2 separate regions of the Homo sapiens genome follow, and region 2 is linked to region 1. Evidence: chromatin loops called from intact Hi-C (ENCODE). Cell type or tissue: mammary epithelial cell. All regions are shown on one strand. Links, peaks and the distances in the headings refer to the core of each region. The heading gives the core; the rest is flanking DNA.

The links. Hi-C counts contacts between places; a loop is a spot of excess contacts. Peaks named below come from ENCODE experiments on the same cell type or tissue, not always from the same donor. Only the 100,000 strongest peaks of a DNase experiment are listed, where the experiment ranks them.
Region 2: it touches region 1 in a loop (2.4-fold over the local background); 5 of 110 quality-filtered maps call a loop at or near these places.

What each region holds. Positions count from the first base shown.
Region 1 is chr13:23,615,825-23,626,072 of GRCh38, reverse strand. TNFRSF19 (TNF receptor superfamily member 19) reads right to left here. Exons shown (of 10, transcript NM_148957.4): 4 at 10,028-10,206. Among named protein-coding and RNA genes, the nearest start is that of TNFRSF19, 51 kb to the right of the region's middle. RefSeq lists enhancers at 4,544-5,043, 7,174-7,675. In mammary epithelial cell, for the core only: no CTCF peak of the experiment used is centred there; DNase peaks (open chromatin) are centred at 4,642 and 7,562; H3K27ac peaks cover 1,216 bases.
Region 2 is chr13:23,669,238-23,679,485 of GRCh38, reverse strand. It overlaps TNFRSF19 (TNF receptor superfamily member 19), which reads right to left. Exons shown (of 10, transcript NM_148957.4): 10 at 3,393-6,114. The coding sequence ends at 6,106. Among named protein-coding and RNA genes, the nearest start is that of TNFRSF19, 100 kb to the right of the region's middle. In mammary epithelial cell, for the core only: no CTCF peak of the experiment used is centred there; a DNase peak (open chromatin) is centred at 4,255.

The sequences.
Region 1 (10,248 bases), core at 1,588-9,587:
TCTATAAGGTAAAACTTAAAAATCTTGATCGTGGAAATGAACACTATAATTGAAAAATAAGCAAACAACTTTCATTCCCAAAAGAAGAATGTTTCATAATTTAAAAATTTCATAATTAAACTGAAAAGCACGACACAATTAAATTTTTTTAAAAAATTTAAGATGAAAATGTTTAACTTCATTATTAATCAAGTACATTCAAATTAAAATGAAAATATATCATTTTTACTTAGAAAATTAGTCAAGTGCTGGTGTGAGTGTAGGCCAATAGGTATATGTATATATTGCCTGTGGGAACATAAACTGCCACTTTTAGGAGGGCAATTTAGCAATCTGTCACTAGAACTCAATAAAATAGTTTACACTTCTTATCTAGTAATTTCATATTTAGAAACTCATCCTAAAGAAATAATCAACTGGGTAAAGATGTATGTGTAAGAATACAGGCCGGGCGCGGGGGCTCACGCCTGTAATCCCAGCACTTTGGGAGGCCGAGGCAGGTGGATCACGAGGTCAGGAGATCGAGACCATCCTGGCTAACATGGTGAAACCCCATCTCTACTAAAAATACAAAAAAATAGCTGGGCGTGGTGGCGGGCGCCTGTAGTCCCAGCTACTAGGGAGGCTGAGGCAGGAGAATGGCGTGAACCCGGGAGGTGGAGCTTGTAGTGAGCTGAGATAGCGCCACTGCACTCCAGCCTGGGCAAAAGAGCAAGACTCTGTCTCAAAAAAAAAAAAAAAAAAAAGAATACAATCACAGCATTGTTTATGAAAGGAAAAAAGCTAATTAGGCACAATCCCAATGTCCACCAATAACCAATCAGGGTAGACCCAAGGCAATAGAATGCCAGGTGTCCTTTAAAAATGATGATGAAGACCTACCATACGCATTTTTAAAAAGTCATGAAATATCATTAAGTGAAAACAAAGGAATGCATATAATTCCATTTTGTGCAGGCACACACTTTTATTATCAATTTTCTCAGATTCTTTACCAATACATATAAAAATAGTCGTGTGTGGCCAGGCGCAGTGACTCACGCCTGTAATCCCAGCACTTTGGGAGGCTGAGGCAGGTGGATCACCTGAGGTCGGGAGTTCAAGACCAGCCTGGCCAAAATGGTGAAACCCCGTCTCTATGAAAAATACAAAAAATTAGCTGGGCATGGTGGTGGGCGCCTATAATCCCAGCTATTCAGGAGGCTGAGGCAGGAGAATCACATGAACCTGGGAGGCAGAGGTTGCAGTGAGCCAAGATCGCGCCATTGCACTCCAGCCTGGGCAACAAGAGTGAAACTCCACCTCAAAAAAAAAAAAAAGTTATGTGTATATATTTGCAATGAAAAAATTTTGGGAGTATATTATATACTGTATATGAACAGCGACTATTTCTAGATTGTGGGAATTCAAGTGATTTTCTTTTTTTCATATATATAACATAAATTTTCTATGACAAAAATAGTAATATAGAGAACAAGTCTACAAAGGACAGGTAGATGCAATTATCTTGTGAAACTGCATAATGTAGTAGCAAATCTGTATAATTTATGGTAGAAGCAAAATTTGCATTTGAAACTAGGTAAGTTATCTCAAATGCCCAGATACATTCAGAAATTGCTCAACATTCTATTTTCACTTGATTATGACAATCTTTTCAAAGGATATATAATACAGTGACTTCCCATTAGATATTAATAAAATTACTCCTTTTGGAATTTATGAAGTAAAAATTAAAAAAAAAAACAAAGTTCGAGGACTCATACTTCCTGATTTCAAAACTTAATACAATGCAACAATAATCAAAATATGTAGTACTGGCATAAAGACAGACAACTAGACCAGTGGAATAGACAAGAGATCCCAGAAGTAAACCGTCATGTATATGGTCAATGACTTTCAACAAGGTGCCAAGACCACTCAGTGAGGAAAGAACAGTCTCTTTAAGGAATGTTGGAGAAACTGGACATCCACATGCAACAGATTAAAGACCTAAAACTATAAAACTCCTAGAAGAAAATATAGAGGAAAAGCTTCATGACATTAGTTATGGCAATGATTTCTTAAATATGACACCAAAACCATAGGAAACAAGAGAAAAAATTGACAAATGGGACTATATTAAACTTAAAATCAGAGGACATAAACATTCCTATGGAATGGAAGAAAATATCTGCAAATCATATGTCTGATAAAGGGTTAATATTTATAATATATAAAGAATTCCTATAAACTCATCAATTAAAAAATCAACCTAATTTAAAAATGGGCAAGGGACTTGAATAGACATTTCTCCAGAGAAATGTCTTTGGAGAAATATCTCACATGGCTGACAGGTATATAAAAACATGTTCAACATCACTAATCATCCCTGAACTGAAAAGTCAAAACCACATGAGATATCACCTCACACCCATAAGGATGGCTACTGTCAAAACAATAACAACAAACAAACAGATAATAACAAGTGTTGGCAAGGATGTGAAGAAACTGGAACCCTTGTATACTGCTGACGGGACAATAAAATGGTGCAGCCGCTATGGAAAACAGCACGTAGGTTCCTCAAAATATTAAAAACAGAACTACCATATAATCCAGCAATTCCACTACTGTGTCTATATCTAAAAGAACTCAAATCAGGGTCTTGAAGAGATACTTGCATGCTTGTATTCACTGCAGCACTATTCACAGTAGCCAAAAGGCAGAAGAAACCCAAATGTCCACTGATGAATATGGATAAACAAAGTATTTCACAGAATGAAATATTATTAGTCTTAACAAGTAGGAGGGGTTCCTGTCACATGCTACAACATGTATAAACCTTGAGGACATGGTGCTAAGTGACACAAGCCTGTCATAAAAAGACAGATACTGAATGACTCCAATTACATGAGGTACTTAAGAGTAGTCAAATTCACAGAAACAGAAAGAAAGGTGGTTTCCACGGGCTGGGGGAAGAAGCAAAGGGGAGTTGTTTAACGGGTATAGAGTTTCAGCTTGAGAAGATGAAAAAGTTCTGGAGATCTGTTTCACAACAATGTGAATATACTTAACTCTACTGAACTGCGCACCTAAAAATGGTGAAGATGGTAAATTTTATGTTATGTGTTTTTTACCACAATAAAAAAATGCATATACAATTTTTTTAAAAAATCACAAGACAATATAAAGGAGCTTTCTTCTTTAAGAAGTCTTGCTAAACATTGTAACACATCCAGACTAATACTTTTTATCTTTTCACCCCGAAAACTTGCCCAATAGAAGTTCATTGAATTAAATATCAAGAAAGCACAAAATAGTGTTTTATACATAAAAACTCACTTCATGTAAAAAGCAAAAAAAGTTAAAAAATGTAATATCCAACATTCTCAAGAATAAATATTGGGGATACAGAAATCCATCTTTTAACACTTAAAAAGTTAGGAAAATGGGAGGTATTGATGATCAAGCATAGACACTACTTAACATTTTAAAAATAAAGAATTCTAATTGTGACAAAACAGTTTAGAGGTCTGAGCCTTCCCTGACAATCGAAGAGAATATATTTGCCAAAATTTTTTTTAAAAGTTTGAGGACCATGAGACAAATGAGGCTAGAAGGTTGTCATGTTTTGAATGACCATTTTTATTTTTTAATTAATTAATTAAATAATGTTTATTTATTTCTTGAGATGGAGTCTCGCTCTGTTGCCCAGGCTGGAGTGCAGTGGCATGATCTCAGCTCACTGCAACCTCTGCCTCCCAGGTTCCAGCGATTCTCCTCCCTCAGCCTCCCAAGTAGCTGGGATTACAGGCACCCGTTTACCATGCCCAGCTAATTTTGTTTTTTGCATTTTTAGTAGAGACGGGGTTTCACTATGTTGGCCAGACAGGTCTCGAACTCCCGACCGTGTGATCTACCATCCTCGGCCTCCCAAAGTGCTGGGATTACAGGTGTGACCACCACGCCAGGCCTGAATGACCATTAAATACTAACTAGAAATAATAAGAAATGCTATTTAGAAAGGAGGGTGAGTGGGGCTCCCGTGTGACTACTACGCATGAAGAGGTGATGCTCAGACCTAGCTCTGAGAGCAGCTATCAACAGTATCTGGTCTGCTTGCTTCTTCATTCTTTTTTGTTTGTTTTGAGACAGTCTCGCTCTGTCACCCAGGCTGGAGTGCAGTGGTGCGATCTTGGCTCTGCCTCAGCCTCTGCCTCCTGGGCTCAAGCCATCCTCCCATCTTAGCCTCCCAAGTAGCTGGGACTACAGGTGTGTATCACCATGCCCAGCTAATTTTTGTATTTTTTTTTTTTTTAGAGATAGGGTTTCGCCATGTTGCCCAGGCTGATGTCACACTCTTGAGCTCAAGCGATCCACCTGCCTCAGCCTCCCAATGAAGAGGAATTTTTAACTGAACTGAATCCAAATAGCACTGGTTAGCCTAATGAACACAGTGTTTGAAAACTGCTATTTTAAAAAAATCTGGCTGTAGACTGCTAATTCTTCAATCAGTGAGTGCATTTCTGCAAGGAGATGGCATGCCATAGAACAGCTCCGGTTTTACAATGACCTCACTTAACACAAGGTTGAGGGCAGTTACTATGCCCTGTGAGTCACAGTCAAGTCAGGATGGGATTTTCTGAAGTGTCTGTGAGACACTGGATGACAGCGTTGCTCTGTCCTGGGCTCTTGCTAGCACCTTGGTGGTTAGTCAGCCTGCTGTTTGTGTTCCTCAGCAATCCACAGCAATAGCCCCTTATCTGAAGGTGAACAAATGCTAATGACAAGATTAATCATTAGAGTAAGAGTCTAGGTCTCCTAAACAGTGTCATGGTTACTAGGGAACACCCTGAGCACAGACCAGAGAGCTGAGGCAAAGGGATGCGAAAACCCAGGCAACTCAGGCAGCTTCCAGGAGCAAGGGGTCTGCTGAGGGTAGGGTGAGGGTGAAGTGGGCACACAGCACACACGGACGGAGGCAGTCCCTGTGATTCCCATCAATCAATCACGGAAGCCCCAGCGGTGACCTCCCAGTGATATCAGACATGCACCTAAGCATGGGGCAGAGGAGCTGCAAGGTGAATTCCAGTCCTTTCATTTACAAGCTGGGTGATTCTGGGAAGTCATTTATCCACTCTGAGAACCAGTTTCCCTCTTTGTTAAGAGGGGGTGGTAGGAATCCCTACTTTACAGAGTGGTTCGGATGATAGTAAGTGCTCAATGTTAGTTGTCATTGTCACCAGAAGAAGCAAAGAGCTGGCAGGGGCCAGCCTACTCTTCAGGGCGGGTTCCAGTTCCCCTGAGCCAGGAAGGACTCAGGAACCGGCTGCCAGCAGAGGAGCTTGGAGGCCTGTTGGCCACACTCTGAAAAAGTCATGCCAAGTTTTCACTGGCCCCCAAAATCATCAATTGGCAATAATGTCCAATATTCCATTAGGACTTCCTATGGCTTAGGCACTCTGCTAGGCACTTTACATGCCTTCTATTTCTAATCCTTCTAACAATTCTGCAGGGTGGATTCTTACAGCATGGTCATTTTACAGGTGAGAAGAGTGCATTTCAGAGAAGTTAAATGACTTGTCTAAAGTCACAGAGCAGATGTGGGAATAAGGGGACTGGCTCTCTCGAATGACTCAAATTGTGGGCACGGAGGACAGATGATTTCCACACCCTACCTGCTACTGAGAGGGAAGCAGCTGGTGTCCTGGGGGACCTCGGCCTATGGACAGCAGCAGGTTCTTGCTAGAGAATGAGGCCGCAGGAGGCAGAGTGGCACCAAAAAGAGCAATGCCTGCCTTTTGCCTGACTTCTGCATTGCTTTTTGGGGAGCAATATGCATTTTGCTCACGTCTTTCTGCCTCAGTTTTTCTGTTTATAAAATGGGTTCCAACTATTTGGTTTCTTCACAGAAGTACAGTTAAACTGGAAGAGTACTTTGAAAACACTTTGAAAAGACCTGGGTAAAAGTCACTATGTAATTACGCCTGCCTCATATACTAATGCTGACTTAGAAAAAAATGGGATTTTAAAGTAATCATATAAATAAATTGTGAAACATCACTCAACTGTCTATTCACTTATAACTTTCCTATAGCTAAGTATTTACCTAAAGAATAAACAAACACTGTAGAAACTAGAGCAGTGGGCTCAAATGACAAGGACCACGGGGAAGCAGGAGGAACCAGGCACGGTGGAGTCCCGGGCAGACCTGCTCCCCTACTCCGGCAGCACAGCCCTGCATGGGCTCTATAAAATCCCAGTCCTAGGTCAGGCCTTTCCCCACCCTCCCTGGGCACTGCCTATCTCAGCCTGTACATCCCCTGTAGACCTCCTCATTTCTCTACCTCCAGATGTAGAGAGTAGACACGCACAGACAGGCTTTTATCAGGGAACTGGAGAACACGAACAACAGAGGTGTGTGAGATGTTCCGTTCATGTCCTCAATTAGATTTGCACAAGATCAAAACTCTGAGTAATGCTATCCATAGATATCATCACAGGTCTGAGATTATAGACCGTTCCTTTTTTTTTTAAGGCACAGATTTATTGACTTATACTTTATATACCACACAATTCACCCATTTAAAGTGTACAATTGGATGGTTTTCCATACATTCACAGAGTTGTACAACCATCACCACAATCAATTTTAGGACATTTTCATCATCCCCCAAAGAAGCCTCATAACCTTATCAGTCACCTCCCATTCCCAACTCTCCCCAACCCCAGCCCTTAGGCAACACTAATTTCCTTTCTGTCCCTGTAGATTTGCCCATTCTGGACATTTCAATAGAATCATGTAATATGCCATCATTGGTGACTGGCTTATTTCACTTGGCATAATGTTTTCTAGGCTCATCCATCTCATAGCATGTCAGCATTTCCTTCCTTTTTACTGATGAATAATATTTCATTGTTTGAATATATCCCATTTGGTTTTTCCATTTATCAGTTGATAGACACTTGGGTTTGTCTTAGTCGGTTTTGTGCTGCTGTAATAGAATATCACAGACTGGGTAATTTATAAATAACAGAAATTTATTTCTCATAGTTCTGAAGGCTGGGAAGTCCAAGATCAAGATGCCAGTATCTGGCGTCTGGTGAGGGCCTTTCTGCTGCACTCTTCAGAGGGAAGAAATGCTGTGTCCTTACGTGGCAGAAGGTGGAAGGCAAATAAAAAAGGAACAAATTCCCTCTGTCAAGCCCCTTTATCAGGGCATATTTGTGAGGGGAGGGCCCATCATGACCTAATTACCTCGTAAAGGCCCCACCTCTTAATATAATCGCACTGGCAACAACTGAATTTTGGAGGGGACACATTCAAACCAGAGCTTGGTTGTTTCAGTTTTTTGGCTATTACGTAAACTGCTGCTACGAACACTAGTGTACAAGTTTTTGTGTGGACGTGTTTTCAGTTCTCTTGGTTATATACCTAAGAGTCAAACTGTCAGGTCACGTGGTAACTCTATGTCTAACTTTCTGAAGGAACTCTAAACTGTTTTCCAACCTGGCTGTACCCTTTGCCGTTCCCACCAACAGTGTATGAGGGTTTCAATCTCTCCACGTCATCACCAACATTCCAATCTCTCCATGTCATCACCGTTACCGTCTGGTTTTTGTTGGCTATAGCTATCTTAGTGGGGTTGAAGAATGTGGGTTTGATTTGCATTTCCCTGATTGTTAATGATGTTGGGCAACTTTTCATGTGCTTATTGGACATTTGTATATTTCTTTGGAGAAATGTCTATTCAAATCCTTCATTGTATTTTAATTGAATTATTTGTCTTTTTATTATTGAGTTGTAAGAATATGTGAGGACATATTCTACTTAAGATAGTTCCTTACCAGACATATGATTTGCCAGTATTTTCTCCTATTTTGTGGGTTGTGTGGTTGTGTTTTGTACTTCAAAGGATTTCCTTTGAAGTACAAAGTTTAAAATTTTGATAAAGTCCAACAGAGCTATTTTTTCTTTTGCTGCTTGTATTTTGGTGTTAGCCCACTACATCTTACAGCTCCCTAGGTGCTGGGTCTCTGTATATGACCACGTGGGACCCACTAGTCTATTTTCTACTCTGTTTCCACCCTTCAGGCCCAGAGCTTTATCTCCTCTCTGGCCTCAACAAGACCCCACCCCCGGGACATCTGGTCAAAACCACTCTGATCTTGTGGTCGATCCAGTTAGAGTCTTTTGTCTGTAGTGCCTCGGAGCATGAATTCTGATGTTAGACTCCCATGATGTGACTCCCAGACTCACCACACACAGGTTAGGTGATCTTGCCTGAATAAACTTAATCCTTAATAAGTCTCAGTTTCTTCCTTCTTAAAACATTGTGAAAAGTATAGAAAATAATTCATGAGAAGTACTTGGCCAGGTGCCTGGTACATTGCAAGTAATAAATGTTTGCTGCCCCTGCAATGCAGTTTCTGGTTGTTTCTTACTTTTGCAATACAGACTGGTTTCTGATGCTCCAGGGTTTCTGCTTCCTCTCTCTTCTGTCTTTGGTCAGTAACTCTTGGCTCCACTCTATCTCCATTAAGCTCTAAGGATATTCTGCTTCATCCCATTCTCTGCATACTTGGTGTAGCAATGGCTTCTCCCTGCCTTACAGATCACCCCCCTTGTCACCCTGGCTCTTCATCCAGACTCTCTCCTCCAGCTGTCTGTATTAATCCATCCCACAGTTACTTAGAAGCAGTCAGGAATTTAACTTCCTCCTCCCTGGTGCTCCCCCTGGCCCAGGTGTGGTCCCTCTCCTTTCCCTGGACCTGGCTGCCTTATTGACAAGTCTATTTAAGGCTTCTGCGTTCGCACCTGCCCACCCCTTCCTCTGCTCTCTGTAACTTGGTGTACTGCACGCCTCCCTCTCTCTGCCACTCCCTTGGCCTCCTGGCAGTTTTTTACCCACACCAGGTAGATGCCCACCTGAGAACCTCTTGCTGGAGGTTCCTTCTGTCTGCGGTGCTCTTCCCCACCTCTCTGCTTGGCTCCGTGCCTCGTCTCCTTCAAGCCTTTGCTCAGATCTCACCTTTGCAATAAAGCCTATCCTGACAACCCAATTTACGCTGTCACTGTCCTGCCCCTCACTGTGGCCATGCCCAATCGCCCTTGTCTGCCTTAGGGTTTCTTCCATAGCAGTTATCATCTTCTATCTTTCTGCATAATTTGCTTCTTTATTATTTACTATTTAAATATTTTTTAAAACCCTATAAGAAGCCGGGCATGGTGGCTCACACCTGTAATCCCAGCACTTTGGGAGGCTGAGGCAGGCAGATCACCTGAGGTCAGGAGTTTGAGACCAACCAACATGGAGAAACACCATCTCTACTAAAAATACAAAAAATTAGCCGGGCGTGGTGGCGCATGCCTGTAATCCCAGTTACTCGGGAGGCTGAGGCAGAAGAATCACTTGAACCTGGGAGGCACAGGTTGCACTGAGCTGAGATTGCGCCATTGCACTCCAGCCTGGGTGACAAGAGCGAAATTCCATCTCAAAACAGAACAAAACAAAACAAACAAACAAACAAACAAAACCTATAAGAAATAAGCTCCCCATGGGCAGGGATCTTTGCCACTTTATTTTCTGACATAGCCCAAGTATGTAAAGCAATGCCTAAGGTGGTTGGGCACGTCTCTGCTGAATGGCTGAATGGTGTAACCTGCCCTCCTCTGATGCTAATGAGGGTGAACATTGTCAGAGGATTGCCAGTCACATGGGTCACCTCTTTTGTGGGTTGCTTGTTCATTTTTGTGTCCATTTGTCCAAGTTTTCTTTTTTACTGATTTGTAGGAACTCCTTAGATTTTCATAACAGAAATCCTTTGTTAGCATGCCTATTCATTTTCTTTATAGCCAGTGTCTGCTGCATGCATGGCACACGGTACCACAGATAATCCAGTGGTTAATACTGAAAGAAGTCACAAATACTCCACCAGCATCTTCAGGTTAATACCAGCATGCATTCCAGTTTAGAATGGAACAAGGGAATTGCCTTTTTAAAAGTTACTTAATTAAATAATTACAAGTGAAAGAAACTGGCCAACTCACCCTGGCAAGCAGTCCCCGCAGATGGCATCACTGGTGGCTGAACAATTTGCCTTCTGAAAGCGGTTCACCACTGCGCAGTCCAGACAGGGCTTGCATTTCTGGAAGCCCCAGTCCTCCTTGAACCTGTGCAGCCGGCACGTCACACACTGTGCATCCTCCCCATAGCCGAAGCCACATTCCTGTGGGGATTAACGGGTAACAGAAAGCTATTCAGACTTTGC
Region 2 (10,248 bases), core at 1,110-9,109, 54 kb before region 1:
TCTGAGAGGAATTGGACCTGTGTTTAGAACTTCAAGGGAAATGATTCATCTCTGATCTGTGGAGGGGTAGCATGCCTTGCGGTGGCGCAGCCTGCCTCCCTAACCTGCTATTAAAAGATTGCTGGCAGAATGGTCTGCAGATCTTCTATTTACTGTAAATAATCAACCCAGGTAAGGAAAATCCCTCTACATAGTTCTGCTAGTTAAATTCCACCCCAAACAAAGCTACCAGAACACAGCTATTTCAGTCTTAAGTAGGAATAGCTAATGCCATTAGAAATTATGGAAAAAAGAATCCTCTCTCTTTATAGAACAAAAAATGAAACCTGCTTCAGAAGACCACCCATGGTTCTAGAGAAAGTGGTTTTGCTGATAACTTTTAAAAATTCAAGTCTTCTGGAGAGGTGAATTTCAAGCAGCCATAGATCACACTAATTCAAACGCCACTGGCCATTCATGACATGACCTACCCTTGGCCAGCTGACTCTCTGGAGTAGAAACCTTTCAACCCTCCGTTGGTTGAAGTGTGACATAACTAATGCTAGTGTGAACTGCTGCCTTGACTCAGCATAATTATATCCCTATAATTGCATACCAGGACTTACTGAAACTTGTTTGACATTATAGACAATTTTGAAACCTCTCAGACCACTGTTCACTTTCAAGACTGAATGATAAACTTAAGCTCTATTTACAGACCTTAGTCGGTGCCAAATTTGTTTTTAAAAAATGTAATTCCAGCAATTTGGGATTCCAGCAATCCGAAGTGGGCGGATCATTTGAGGTCAGGAGTTTGAGACTAGCCTGGCCAACATGGTGAAACCCCGTTTATACAAAAAAAAAAAAAAAAAAACCCCACAAAAATTAGCCGGGTGTGGTGGCATGTGCCTGTAATCCCAGCTATGCAGGAAGCTGAGGCAGGAGAATTGTGTGAACCTGGGAGGTGCACTCCAGTCTGGGTGACAGAGCAAGACTGTCTCAAAAAAATTAATTAATTAAATTAAATTTTAAAAAAAGAAATCAGACAATACCTTCTTAGTTTAAAATGGGACACATTCAGAATAAGTACCCAGTTGCAGAGACCTTAATAATAGTGGTAATAATGAAAATATGTCATTGTTATTACTGAGGGGTGACAGTGTGCTGGCAGCCCTTGCTCGCTCTCAGCGCCTCCTCAACCTCTGCGCCAAGTCTGGCCACCCTTGAGGAGCCCTTCAGCCTGCTGCTGTACTATGGGAGCCCCTCTCTGGGCTGGCAGAGGTCGGAGCCGGCTCCCTCTGCTTGCAGGGAGGTGTGGAGGGAGAGGTGTGGGCGGGAACAGGGGTTGTGCCCAGCACTTGTGGGCCAGTACGCGTTCTGGGTGGGCGTGGGCTTTGTGGGCCACACACTCGGAGCCGGCCCGCCGGCCTGAGCAGTGAGGGGCTTTGCACCAGGGCCAGCAGCTGCAGAGGGTGTGCCAGGTACCCCAGCCGGCGCTGTGCTCGAATTCTCGCAGGGCCTCAGCTGCCTCCCCGTGGGGCAGGGCTCAGGACCTGCAGCCCACCATACCTAAGCCTCCCCACAAGTGGACTCCTGTGCTGCGGGAGCCTCCCCTAGGAGCCCCGCCCCCTGCTCCATGGCGCCCAGTCCCATCCACCGCCCAAGGGCTGAGGAGTGCGGGTGCATGGCGTGGGACTGGCGCCTGCAGCCCCCGTGCGAGATCCATTAGGTGAAGCCAGCTGGGCTCCTGAGTCTGGTGGGGACTTGGAGAATCTTTATGTCTAGCTAAGGGATTGTAAATACACCAATCAGCACTCTGTGTCTAGCTCATGGTTTGTAAACACACCAATCAGCACCCTGTGTCTATTCAAGGTTTGTAAATGCACCAATCAGCACCCTGTGTCTAGCTAATCTGGTGGGGACTTGGAGAATCTTTATGTCTAGCTAGGGGACTGCAAATAAGACAACAATCAGCACCCAGTCAAAACGGACCAATCAGCTCTCTGTAAAATGGACCAATCAGCAGGGTGTGGGTGGGGCCAGATAAGGGAATAAAAGCAGGCTGCCCAAGCCAGCAGTGGCAACCTGCTCGGGTCCCCTTCCATGCTGTGGAAGTTTTGTTCTTTAGCTCTTTGCAATAAATCTTGCTGCTACTCTCTCTTTGGGCTCGCACTGCCTTTATGAGTGTAACACTCACTGGGAAGGTCTGCAGCTTCACTCCTGAGGCCAGTGAGACCACGAACCCACCGGGAGGAATGAACAACTCCAGACAGGAGGAACGAACAACTCCAGAGTGCCGCCTTAAGAGCTGTAACACCGTGAAGGTCAGCAGCTTCACTCCTGAAGCCAGAGAGACCATGAACCCACTAGAAGGAAGAAACTCCGAACACGTCCGAACATCAGAAGGAACAAACTCTGGACACGCCATCCTTAAGAACTGTAACACTCACCGCGAGGATCCGTGGCTTCATTCTTGAAGTCAGTGAGACCAAGAACCCACCAATTCCAGACACATTACTATAAAATAGTCCAGACCTCCTGGGAGAACCTTATTAGCTTTGAGTTATTTTTGTCAGAGAGTTGATGGATTTATGGTACCTATAAGCTAAACCAGTCTCCATGGACACCAGGAAAGTCCACATGCTCTGGGGGGGTTGGGGTGTGAGTGGGGGTGTCAGAGGGGGAAGAAGTCAATGTCCTTCCCTCAGAGAATCCAGTGTCAACAGCAGAAACTCACCTGCTGAGAAAGCAGGATGTAACTGTAACATTTTTTAAAGTTTTTTTTTTCCAGAAAGTTTAAAGTCCTCTCTCAAAATCTAATAATAGCCTTAAAAGCTTTACTGAGTAGAGGGAAGAAAAGGATTGCTGATCTGTGGAAGCCTCCACCTTCCTCTCTTTAGTCCTCCTCTGCAGGAGGACACCTGGCTGAGCTCCATCAAGGATACAAAACTTTCTCTTTAGTTCCTTCCCTCTTTGTGCCATAAAAGGGAAAAAATGAAGAGATCATGATAAGACCTTGATGCCAAAGCTTCTCAGGGGCCGCAGAGCACCTTCCACTAGCCCAATGCGCCTGGTTCTGTTCCCAGGCTATCCCTCACAGGTCACCAGTGAGGATTACAAATAGCCCTCCAAAAGCCTGAGGAGGCAGAGAGGGTTCCATCCCTCTCTGGAGCACATTTTTTAGTGACACAGCCTCATTATGTTGTCCAGGCTGGCCTCAAACTCCTAGGCACGCCTCAAACTCCTAGGCTCATGATCCTTCTGCCTCAGCCTCCTAGTATCTGGGACCACAGGCAGGAGCCGCTGCCTGTGCCGAGAGAGCAGAACTCTGCAAAACCCTCACACAGACTTCTGAAAAGAAAAAAACATGTCTGCATCCACAAAATCAGTCATTCTCTCACTGAACACATAAATAAGAATACCAGGTGATAATTTTATTCACAAATAAAAAAGGTATTACAAAACTAAGAAAATGATAATTTACACATTTATAAATTCCAGTATGCAAAATAGTAATGATGAAATCTAAATTGATATAAGCTACTATAAAGCAATGATGGTTTTCCTTTCTTTTTCTTACTAGCACAGACAATAGTGCTTAACCTAGGTAATAGCAATATTAACACATTATCTAAAGTAGAAAAATCTCTATTTAAAAATATATTCCATATACACAAAATTAGAAAATTCATGACTTTACTTGGTTGCTCTTGAAATCCTCCTCAGTCTTGTCAACGAGCTTCTGCAGCACAAGAAGCCACAGTGGTTATGCCCATTCAGCCACACGCATTACCCGACACAGCCCTCCTGACATCGGCACTCTAGCAGCTGAGTTTATTGAGTGCTATGGGATATTCCAACAAAGTGAAGTGCAAATTGCATTTTTTTCCTCAAATGTTTCCAAGGAGTGTAAAATATAACATTGTTGTATATTTCTAGAGTAGGTAGGGTAAAATGTCTTCATCTTGATAAAAGTTACCCAGGATTTACCAAATTCAGTAGCAAATGAAATCAATTTTCAACCCTAAGCACTTCTCTACTGATTGAAAATGATGTTTTGGGATTTTTGGCCAAAGTCTCATTCCCATCAGTCTGGCTTTCTCCAGCCAGTGTTTGTCCTTGAAGTTAATCAGGGCTCTACATATGGAAAATATATACAGGCTACACAAAGGAACACAGCCCTGCCTACTTTCATCATCTCTCTGTCATAACAGAAATGCAAACATCATCTCTCTGTCATAACAGAAATGCAAACAGACCAGATTTCAAACAGTGGCACGTATGTGAATCATGGTGAGGTCACGCGAGGAAACTACTTGCATTTTCATAGCCATTGTGTGGTCAAATCCTAAATATTTTACATGTCCAAAAGGCAATGTTCCTAAGAGTTCTTGACTACCAAAGGATCATTGGTTTATACTTAAAAAAAGAAGTAATACAGGAAAAGTCAATTAATTATGACTAGGCACTAGGTTGACATGACCGCTTGGGGCTACAATGAAACATTCTCATTTCCTATTTCAGGTGAGGGAATTGAGGTCATGAGATGTACCAGACACAGGCAAGCTAGTAAACACATATCAAAACCTAAAACTATGGAGAAACGGCCACAAGAAAGAGGGCTCATTAAATTTTACTAATCTGTCACAAACAGAGAAAACCATGGATAATACATGAGAAGATAAAAACATACTAGGAAAGACAGATACATTTTAATATTCAGTTTAAAAGTTAAAAGACAGTGACTTGGGCAGGGCAATTCCAAACCAAAATATCATAGTACCCTCGAACATACTGATGTTCAGAAGTCTAAAAAATATGCCCTGTTCAAGTAGGTCTTCTCCAGGGCATAAAGATTAAGAGTAAATGAACCATTCCCTGCTTTGTGACTGAACGGGGTTAATTTCTGTCTTAGCTCTAGAGACAATGCTAATGTGTAGATGGTAGGGGATGGAGCACTTTAATAGAAAGAAGCACCGTCCTCTTAAATCCAACACCGGATGGCTAAAGTAGGAGATGATGTGCTAACTAATCTTACACAATTGGAAGGAGCACGACAATGTCCTGGTCAAACTACACTAGGGCAGTTACAGCTGCTTCATCCAAACCCCTACAAATTGTGCATTTTCTTCTAGTCCTAACATGTGGTGTGTTCTCACGGAAGGCTACTTCAGTAGTAGGGGAACCTGATATGTTGTAATTTCTAAAGCCTTTAGTATAAGATACAATGCAAGTAAAAGGTCATTTATGTTTATAAATACCCTTTTTCTATAACCTTCTAAGCTCAGGCAGAGGGACAGATGCAACAAATGTTTCTATAGCAACTAATTTTCATATAAATATGCCAACCTTTGCATACAAGTCTCTACAATATGTGTTAATTCTGGGCAATGGGCTGCCCTTTCTCGACCACATTCCCTAGCCCAGGTGTTCTCCTGAGATCAGCGGGTGTTCATGAGACCGAGGCTGAGGTCAGAAGTGTGGATTCTGGAAAGAGCTATCCTCCTCTGTCTGATTCCTCTGATTCAGTAAACTTCATCTAATAAACCCAAGATTTAGGCAGGCAATATGAGGGCCATTCTAACCACCTATGCGAATCAGTTTAGATGATGAAAAAGTGTCCTTCTCAAATAGAAACACTCACTTTTGAACCCATTCTACATAAAAGCTAAGGTAATTTATCTGATATTTCATAGGCGGTATGAAATTATTTCTGGAAAGAAAAAGTATACTCTGGGTCTTCAGTCTTGTAAAACCACAATCACCATGAAAATAAGCATGAGGGCATTTCTGTTTCTTGTTATATGTCCACAATCTCATAGGCTGCCAGCTCAACCCATCCGTCTTTGAAGTCACTTTTGTGGCAGAGAAGCTTCTCATGTAGGAAAGATGCAGAGTATCATGAGTCGGCCTGGAGTCTTTTCTTGTTATTCATTGAGGTTTCAGCTTACAGCTGGTCTGGCTCAGAAGCAACTGGCTGAAAGGCTTCAAATGCCGTCAGTTTGGTTCAGATTTATTTTTGCCCCAGAAGCCATGCAAGGTCCAGACTGCTCAGTCCATAAGCCTAACAAAGGAGTACTCTTTGGGTTCCAGCACACGCTTCTACTGCAGAAAGAAGCAGGTTCTTTAAGCTTCCTAAAACAGCAACAGAAAGGAAGCTTTAGAAATAATGTCTTACAAGTTAAATCTGCTAAATTTCAATGGTAAAGAATTATTATGCATAACTTTTACTAGTAGTATACATGGATATAATAATAGCATATGGACAAGAAACTCATTCAATAGTATCCAAATATCCAGCTACCCATGTAATCTCAGGATAAAATAAATATTTTCATAACAATTCGTAGTCACCCAATAACTGCAGAGTACTTAAAAGATGATACCGTAACCCATAGCAATCATAATGTATTAACAACAATTCTTTTGTGGGCTTTCAACCTTATTCAAACATTTAAAGCTTCTTTCTTCTATACTGTGTTCCTTTAAAGCATTTGTAGGTAAATATTTTAGGATTCTGTATTTCCTTTCTTTCAAAGAACAAAGATGAATGAATAGTACCATTCTTTATCTGCCAACTTAGTCTTTGAATGTACTTCCATTAAACTATTAGAGAATGTTCAGAAATAGTTGGGAATAAGATTTCTCTTATAACAATCTCCCTAGCATACTCACAGTCCTTATCGGGAGAATATCCTCAGCAAAGTGTAGCCATTAGACGTGTCCTCATCACAAAGGGCACTGACGTCAATGCCGGGAAGGGGACAAGTGAAACCACTGAACATTAATTTCATGTATTAACCCTTCACTAACTTACCACTAATTTGGCATTGGTGACATACCAGGTTAAGTGTATGCAAAAAAATTATTCCTAGGTCTAAGGAGATTATTTAGAAGTAAAATCTTATGAAACACTTCCAATAACAGGAGATAGTTTTATCAAATATGTTGATTAACTGACATGATTATAATAACTACATGAACCCTTCTGTGGGAGGCAAATTATCCTCATTTTGCCAATAAGGAAAAAGTAGACATTTCAATAGATTGAAACACTAGAACCCAGGGTCCTCTCATATGTTTTCTAACCTTCTTTCTGTCTGTTCCTGTTGACATTTTAAATGTTGCATTAAAAACAACTTCAAGATATGCTTTTCCTGTAGGTAAACAGGCTGGCTTTGTTCTCTCAAATATCTCAGCAAAAAATGTTCCAAATATCTCAGTTTTGTTCCCTTCTGGAGAGATGTGTATAGGAAAAACTTGATTAAAATTGAGTCATACAAACTAAAGAAGGCTCTCACACCTATTTGCTTTATCTGGAACCATAACTATCATCAGATTATGGGTCATCTTAAATCACCCACAAGAAAACTAGTGTGTGGAAATGCAGGTTGTGTAAACAAATGCATCATGCGCTGAAATCATGGCCTTACACCACGTAAAGACAGAAGTGCTGTTTGGCCACAGCTGCTCCTTTTCCACCTCCCAGATGGACACATGTTGTTTTCCTGAGCTATGAACGAGCCCACATCATGGAGCCAAGCTAATTGAACACAAACCTGTGGAATGGATAAAATTAACAAGAAGCCCTGTGCTTTGGTTCATAATAGTGAGCTGCTGAAATCAAATTATTTTATTTTATTTTTTAAGAGACAGGGTCTTGCTTTGTTGCCCAGGCTGGAGTGCAGCGGCGTGATCCTAGCTCACTGCAGCCTCAAGCCTCAAACTCCTGGGCTCAAGTCATCTTCCTGCCTCAGCCTAAAATCAAATTCTTTATGAGATGTGAATGTGTCCTCTAGTTGGAAAATTAGCCTGTTGGGGGAAATGTGGGTTGGAATTTAGATTGGGAAAGAAAAACAGAAGCAAAACTACTTGAGTTAAACACTTGGTTGGACCTTGAAATAAAGAGGAGGACCAGGCCCCCAAAGGCCTGAAGTAGCTTAAGGTTCATTTGCTACATTTCACAGATTAGTAAGTGCAACTAAAGTTTTTTTTTTTTCCAGCATCTGGAAATGATTATCTCGTAAAATGGGCTCAAAATATTATTCACTATTATAGGGGAAAAATCAAAATGGTTTATATTTTAACGCTTCCTTTTTTAAATTCAATGTCATACTTAGATTTACCTAAATTAATCTAACAATTATAGGGCTACACATCTTGAAAAGTTAGTAAAAACCTTTCATTAATAAATTATTATACTGTGCAACTTGAGTGTAATATTTTCTCATCAGGTTCAGTTTAGATATAATTGTAACTTTCTTTTCATAATGATTTGAGTTGAAAGTGTATATAAATCATGAGAACTACCTTGCATGTCTTTGAAAAAGAGTTAGTAAGTCATGATATGCCAATCTCATCAACTAAAACATGTTTCTAAAATATCATGTTCATACAGCTGTGATGACAGTGCTTATCAATCCTGTCCCCGCCACACCACCAACATACACAGAAAAAAAGCAGGCAATGAGTTGGCTCCGGGATGACCTCGTATGAAGACGTTTCATTCCTTAGTCTTGGCAATTGACATCACAAACTTGGGTACAAGCTACAAAATTAAGGTGAGTGGTAATTCTGTTTCCTGACAAAACTGAAAAACAGTCATTAGTCAGCTGGCAGCACCGTAACCCTAGTTCTTCAGATGATCTCCTAACAAGAGAGGCACGGATGATGCACTAGACATGGCGAGGGCCCCTCATTTAGTGCTGCTGGGAGGCAGCTGAGCCCTCTGTTGCTGAGCAGGGGGGTTCCGCCTGTTTCTAGCATCCTCTGATCCGTCAGTGGACGCTCTCTGCTTTGAAGGACTTGTTACCTGCTCTCGGCTGCTGGGGCCTCTCAGTTCCTACGTTGTGTGGGGCACAGTCCATTCTTGAGACTTACACTCAGCTAGGTTAATTCTTAAGTCTTTTCTTATTTATTATCATAACAATTTTACAAATTATGGATGGCTCAAAAGAACAAGATCAGTGAACAGCCTTTCCTAACTCCAGGCAGAGCTCAGAGGTAGATACTTTGTATGTGTTAACTGCCTAATTTGTTTTTCCTTCATTCACTCGTCTCCCTTCTCTTACTTCTCCATTCCCCCGTTTTGAGAATGAAACCAATTTTTTCCCTCCAAAGCTAAAAAATGTTTTGTCTATAGAATCCCCTAAAAGTTCTCCAGATAATTTTTTTTTGTACTTTAAAAAAGCAAACAAGGTGGGAAGATGGCTTGAGCCCAGGAGGACGAGGCTGCAGTGAGCTGTGATTGCTCCACTGAGCTCTGGCCTGGGCGACAGAGAGAGACCCCGTTTCAAAACCCAAAAACCAAAAACAAAAACAAGTACTGCAGACTTAGATCAGTATGTAACTTATGAACTGATCTTAAAAGGAACATATCAGCGTTCACACTTTGACTCTGCACTAAGTCTCTGATATAATCAGGCCAGGATACAGAATGACATGGAAGTGAGGCCCCTCTGGAGCAGGCTCAGCTGCCTCCTCAGCACCCACAACCCTGATCTGGGGCAGGGAGGGACAGGCAGTGAGAGCAGCAACCTCTTTGTGGGGCAGAGTCTTGTGGGCCTGGGAGCTGGACTGTTGCTGTGACTCTGCCCTTTTACACTCAAGGCTTGACACTTTTCTCCTAGAACTTAACACTAACAATACATGCACTCCCATTTAAGGAAATGTTTACAAACATTAGGTCAAATTCAGCAAAGGCCACATCCTCACCTGAAGAAAGCAGAGACGTGCCCAGTTATCCCTGAATCCTTTGCTGCCTCCAGCTTTGCAGCACGCAGAAAGCCCCCATCTCTCTGCAGGTGCCACCCTCGCTCCACCCAAACCTGATCTTAAACCATTCCACCTGAGAGGGTCTTATGACCTGGTCTCAGGTCACAACCAACAATCAATTTCCAGCCAAATCAATCAATCCGGTAAAGCAGAGTGATCCAGAAAACAACAGCCAAGGAGAGAGGAGGGAAAAGAGCAGCTTTAGGAGACCAAAATTCACATAAACTTGGCAGTGAATGAAGTAGATTTAAGTATTGGGCATAAGTAATATATATATAATAATAAGTATATATAACAGGAAGAAATGAAGGTCAGGAATTGTCTGCAAGATGCTCCCATACCCGACTCACCTCTCTCAACCAGGGAAGGAGGCAGCAGGTGCTGTGCTAAGTGGTTGTACTTACAAAGAGGAATAAAAGAATGCAGCTGTCCACTTTGCTCTTATATATTAGCTGTGTTAGTTTTTTAAAAAAATACTTGAAATTTATTTTAAAA